Regions from separate parts of the Homo sapiens genome. Here region 1 is linked to region 2. The links are chromatin loops, found by intact Hi-C in ENCODE. Cell type or tissue: chondrocyte. All regions are shown on one strand. Links, peaks and the distances in the headings refer to the core of each region. The heading gives the core; the rest is flanking DNA.

Evidence for each region. Peaks named below come from ENCODE experiments on the same cell type or tissue, not always from the same donor. Only the 100,000 strongest peaks of a DNase experiment are listed, where the experiment ranks them.
Region 1: a loop joins it to region 2, with 6 times the contacts of the local background. A loop is called at or near these places in 4 of 110 quality-filtered maps.

Annotation. Positions count from the first base shown.
Region 1 is chr17:27,659,311-27,662,220 of GRCh38, forward strand. It overlaps the pseudogene NOS2P1. Among named protein-coding and RNA genes, the nearest start is that of LGALS9, 30 kb to the left of the region's middle. In chondrocyte, for the core only: no CTCF peak of the experiment used is centred there; a DNase peak (open chromatin) is centred at 1,281.
Region 2 is chr17:27,711,191-27,714,100 of GRCh38, forward strand. No RefSeq gene overlaps it. Among named protein-coding and RNA genes, the nearest start is that of LGALS9, 81 kb to the left of the region's middle. In chondrocyte, for the core only: no CTCF peak of the experiment used is centred there; no DNase peak of the experiment used is centred there.

The DNA of each region.
Region 1 (2,910 bases), core at 309-2,808, 52 kb before region 2:
GGGGGCAGCATGCAGGGCAGTCACAGCACAGACCCTGGGGCTGGAAGACATGGGTTCAAACCCTGGCTCTCCACTTCCGAGGTGACTAAAGCCTCTGGGCCTTGGGTTCCCTCCCTGTGAAACAGATCTGATAGCACAACCTATCTTGCTGGGTTGGCATGAGCGCTGAATGAAATTGCGCACATATAGTTGGTGCTGTGGCCAGGTGTGGTGGCTCACACCTGTAATCCTAGCACTTTGGGAGGCTGAGGCGGGTGGATCACGAGGTCAGGCATTCAAGACCAGCCTGGCTAACATAGGAAACCCTGTCTCTACTAATAATACAAAAATTAGCTGGGCGTGGTAGTGGGCACCTGTAATCCCAGCTACTTGGGAGGCTGAGGCAGGAGAATCACTTGAATCTGGGAGGCAGAGGTTGCAGTGAGCCGAGATCATGTCACTGCACTGCAGCCTGGGCGACAGTGTAAGACTGTGTCAAAAAAAAAAAGTTGGTGCTGTGCCTGGTAAACATGTTCCCTAAATATTAGGTAAAAATATGAGTATGACGTTATTTCCTCTGACCAGGGTCCTGATGAACCACATCCATCACCCTGCAGTCACAAGGACATGTGTCTCCTCGTCCTCACTTTCTCCTAGATGGTGGCGGACACTGCCAGGCTCTGCCTCTCTGATCCCACTTTTTTTTTTTTTTTTTTGAGATGGAGTCTTTGTCACCCAGGCTGGAGTGCAGTGGAGCAATCTCAGCTCATTGCAACCTCCTCTCCCCGGCTTCAAGCGATTCTCGTGCCTCAGCCTCCCGAGGGGCTGGGATTACAGGTGTGCACCACCATGCCCAACTAATTTATTTTGTATTTTTAGTAAAGATGGGGTTTCACCATGTTGGCCAGGCTGGTCTTGAATTCTTGACCTCAAATGATCCACCCGTTTTGGCTTCCCAAAATACTGGGAATACAGGCGTGAACCACCACGCTCAGCTGATCCCACTTTCTGACTTTGGCCACTGCATTGAGGGGGATACACTGGTGGTGTCATTATCACTGGGGAAACTAAGGCCAGGGAGCCATGCCTGTGGCTGGGACTGTTTCCACAGCTGCTTTCACATAAGATTTTGGCAGCCCACCCTCTCAGCAGGAAGGACAGGGATGACTGTCACTGGCAGGCCCAGGCTCAGCCCCTCAGCCAGATGGGGTGGCCAGAGGATGCCAGGCAGCACTGGCTCCCTGGCCCAGGGCTCACTGCTCTCATCCAGAGCCTCCAGGTGCCCTGTCTGGTGGGGTGTGGGGCCATCCACCACTCGCTCCAGCATGCCTTGGACCAGGGCCAGCTGGTTGCCTGGGCAAACCCCAAGGTGCTCCCTTGGCAGGTAGTTCAGGCCTTGGCCCTCCTCACAAGAGAATTCCACCAGGATGGTGGTGTGGCTGGGTAAGGAAATAGAAGCCTCAGGTGGGCCGGGCGCCATGGCTCATGCCTGTAATCCTAGCACTTTGGGAGGCCAAGGTGGGTGGATCACCTGAGGTCAGGAGTTCAAAACCAGACTGGCCAACATGGTGAAAGCCCTTCTCTACTAAAAATACAAAAATTAGCTGGGCGTGGTGGCAGGCACCTCTAATCCCAGCTACTCGGGAGGCTGAGGCAGGAGAATGGCTTAAGCCCGGGAGGCAGAGGTTGCAGTAAGCCGAGATCACGCCACTGCACTCCAGCCTAGGCAACTGAGTGAGACTCCATCTCAAAAAATAAAAATAAAAAAAGAAGCCTCAGGTGATGTTGCAGGATTTCCTCCAAGGATCCCTGATGGGCAAGAGAGATTCCCCAGGAAATGCACTCTCCTTTCACTTACCTGGCTGGTTCCACAAGCCTGGGCTGCCACCCTGAGCTTGGGAAGCATCCCCACAGCCAGGGGTGCTTGAGAGGGCCCTGGGAGCTTCCCTCTGGGGAGGAGAGGGGCTCACCCCTTCCCAGCAGCCCTCTGAGCCCCCCGAGCACTTGGCCACAGCCTCTGCCTGGAGAAAGCATCCCTCTTGGAGATAATGGACATCAGAAGAAACCTTTCCTTGTCACCAGGACAAATGCTGTTCTTATTAGAACCAAGGCCAATTTTCTTAATGCATGTGGGGAGGACAGCACAGATCAATGAAACCTGCAGATAATCCACAAGGCTTATTTCCCAGAGCTGGGAAATTTCCTTCCCTGCCAACACTTTTCCTGAAAGTTCTTAAGAATGAGTCAAACAGTTTAAGTCTCTCTTGCACTCTCCTTTTAGTGAAAGAGTTCAATGAGGAAGGAGAGGAAGTGGAACAGACGCTTAGAGTCCAAGCTGGAAAAGTGGCCCGTGGTTAACCAAGAGTAGATGTAAAAGCACAGGTGGCCACAGGTTACCAGGTGAGCCAGTCCTACCGATGGCATGGCTGCTAATGCCAGCAGATGCTCCTCTCCTCTCCCTTCAAAGACTGACTTCTTCTGGTCTTTCATTCATTAAAATAAAATCAGTAGAGCATCACCCGAGAAGCCCTGCACTTTCCCTTACCTGGATGTTGGACTCTGTAGCTTCTGCTGAGATTTGAGCCTCGTGGTGAACATGTTATTGGCGTGCATGCTGCTGAGGGCTGTGGAGGACACAGAGACGGTGAAACGGCAAAGTGGCTCTTGAGCGTGGGTGGCAGAAGCCCCCACATGTCTGAGTCAGTGACACCAGAGCACTACCCTTGGGGCATCCTCCTGAGGTGGCTGTTGGGGTTTTCTTTCCTTTCCTTTTATTCCACTGTTTCTGAATCACAAATAAAGGTCCTTGGTCTGATACAGGGCAGCTGGGTTGCTTCTAGGTGTTGGGAAATTCAATTTAGGAACCTAAAATGGAAAGTCCCAGGACATCTCCACAGCTTGGGATCCACAGGAGAGCATCGTTGACATTGG
Region 2 (2,910 bases), core at 281-2,780:
ATACAAAAGTTAGCTGGGTATGGTGGCTGATGCCTGTAATCCCAGCTACTCAGGAGGCTGAGGCAGGAAAACCACTTGAACCTGGGAGACAGAGGTTGCAGTGAGCCAAGATCACACCACTGCACTCCAGCCTGGGTGACAGAGTGAGATTCCATCTCAAAATAAATAAGTAAATAAATAAATAAATAAATAAAGTAACTATTAAATATTTTCAACCTCATCTGAGTACTTAGTCTTGCCTGATGCCTTTTGCTTGCCCAACACTGTTGGCAAGCAATTCTCATTTTCTTCAAGAATTTTACCAAATCTTTTCCTTCTCCCTCTTGACATTCCTGTCGCTTCACCTGATACAGAGGTTCTTAACTCCTACCTCATTGATTTTTTTTTTAGACAGAGTCTTGCTCTGTTGCCCAGGCTGGAGTGCAGTGGCACAACCTTGGCTCACTGCAAGCTCTGCCTCCTGGGTTCATGCCACTCTCCTGCCTCAGCCTCCCAAGCAGCTGGGACTACAGGCAGCCATCACCATGCCTGGCTAATTTTTTGTATTTTTAGTACAGACATGGTCTCACCGTGTTAGCCAGGATTGTCTTGATCTCCTGACCTCGTAATCTGCCTGCCTCAGCCTCCCAAAGTGCAGGGATTACAGGCGTGAGCCACCATGCCTGGCCCTCATTGAGATTTTTAAGGTTTTTGCTTTTTTCTATAAATTGACCTATAGGAGTGAGAGGTGAAGCCAACTGGACTTCCTGGGTCAAGTGGGGACTTGGGGAACTTTTCTGTCTTACAAGAGGATTGTAAAATGCACCAATCAGGAACTTTCCTGTCTTACAAGAAGATTGTAAAATGCACCAATCAGTGCTCTGTAAAACACACCAATCAGCACTCTGTAAAATGCACCAATCAGCACTCTGTAAAACCCACTAATCAGCAGGATTCTAAAAGTAGCCAATCACGGAGAGGATGAGAAAAGGGCACTTTGATAGGACAGAAATGAAACATGGGAGGGGCCAATAAGGGAATAAAAGCTGGCTGCCCAAGCCAGCAGCAGCAACCTGCTTGGGTCCCCTTCCATGCTGTGGAAGCTTTTCCTTTCACTCTTCACAATAAACCCTGCTACCACTCACTCCTTGGGTCCATGCCATCTTTAAGAGGTGTAACACTCACCGTGAAGGTCTGTGGCTCCATTCTTGAAGTCAGCGAGACCATGAACCCACTGGCAGGAACCAACTCTGGACACATCTTGGGGGCTCATCCAGGATATCACCACATGGTGAGTACCATCAGACCCCTTTTGCTTGCTATTCTGTCCTATTTTTCCTTAGAATTTGGGGGCTAAACACCAGGCACCTGTCAGCCAGTTAAAAGCAACCAGCACAGCCACCAGGCTAAAGACACAGGTGTCAGGCTTTCTGGGAAAAGGCTCTCTAACAAACCTGACTCTTCAGAGTTGGGAGCATTGATTTGCCTGGAACCAGCTTCCACTTTTCCTGCACTTCCAGGCTGAGCCAAGGGTCAACAGAGAGGAAAGCCATTCAGCTCTGAGGTCCTGACAAAAAGTTGGTTGACCCTTCAGCCATGAGCAGAACTCATAGTTACATCGGCCGAGTGAGACTTGCCGATCTATACTATCTATCCTGACCCTTGCCTCCTGGGTCCTAATGCCTGTCAGACAAACTTCCTCCCACCTCTTCTCTGAGGCTAGTCCTGATTCTAAAAACCTCTCCTTGTCTCTGGTGCTCTTCTAGTATCTCCTATAAGGATGATTTCTAATATAAACTTTGGGACTCTGTTCCCTTCTTTAGGCACCCAGGCTCACCAATCAGAAAGATATAATTTTTGCCCAAAGCCCTGTTAGGGGGGTACTAGCTGGAATTTTAGGATCCCTCCTAAGACTAGCAGGTCTAACAAAGGCTATTCCCAAAGCTATGATATTGGGAGCCTCAGAAATTACAGACTCCAAAATAGGGGGGATATCCTTTCTATTAATATGATGAGAAGTGAGGACAAAATGTGTCACTCTTCCAACCCTGGAGATCCTTTCCCTCCCTCAGGGTATGGCCTTCTACTCAATTTTGAGGCATATCATCTTTTTAAGACAAGAGTAAGGTCCCCATACCAACAGGGAAAAATGCTAAGGACTTTAACTAACAGGTTTTCAAAAATGCATCAGTAAGGGCCACTAAATCTGACCTTCCTTGGTCCTCTTTGTGAACTAAGAGGAAAGGCAGTGTTTCTGCTGCTGCTTCAGTGAGTGTAACTGTTCCAAACAGCAGGGTCCAGAAACCATTGTGGGTTCTTGGGTGGGGAAAAAAAAAGACCAAAACTGTGGGTGGCTTTTTCTTTCATATGGGAAATACTCAAGCATCAACAAGCTCACCCTTGACATGCATCCTAAGCCATTAGACCTATTTGACCTGCAAACCCTGAAAAATAAGCAGCTTATTTTTTTCTGCACTATGGCCTGGCCCCAGTATTCTCTCTCTGATGGGGAAAACTGACCACCTGAGGGAAGTATAAGTTACAATGCTATCCTGCAGCTTGACCTTTTCTGTAAGAAGGAAGGCAAATGGAGTGAAATACCTTATGTCCAATCTTTCTTTTTATTGAAGGATAATCCACAACTATGCAAAGCTTGCAATTTATATTCCACAAGAGGCCCTTTCAGCTCACCTCCATATCCTAGCCTCCCTACAGCTCCCCTTCCTATTAATGATAAGCCTCCTCTAACCTCCCCCACCCAGAAGGAAACAAGCAAAGAAATCTCTAAGGGACCACAAAATGCCCTGGGCTATTGGTTATGCCCCCTTCAAGCTGTAGAGGGAGGGCAATTTGGCCCAACCCAGGTACATGACCCCTTATCCCTCTCTGTTTTAAAGCAGATCAAGGTAGACCTGGGAAAGTTTTCAGATG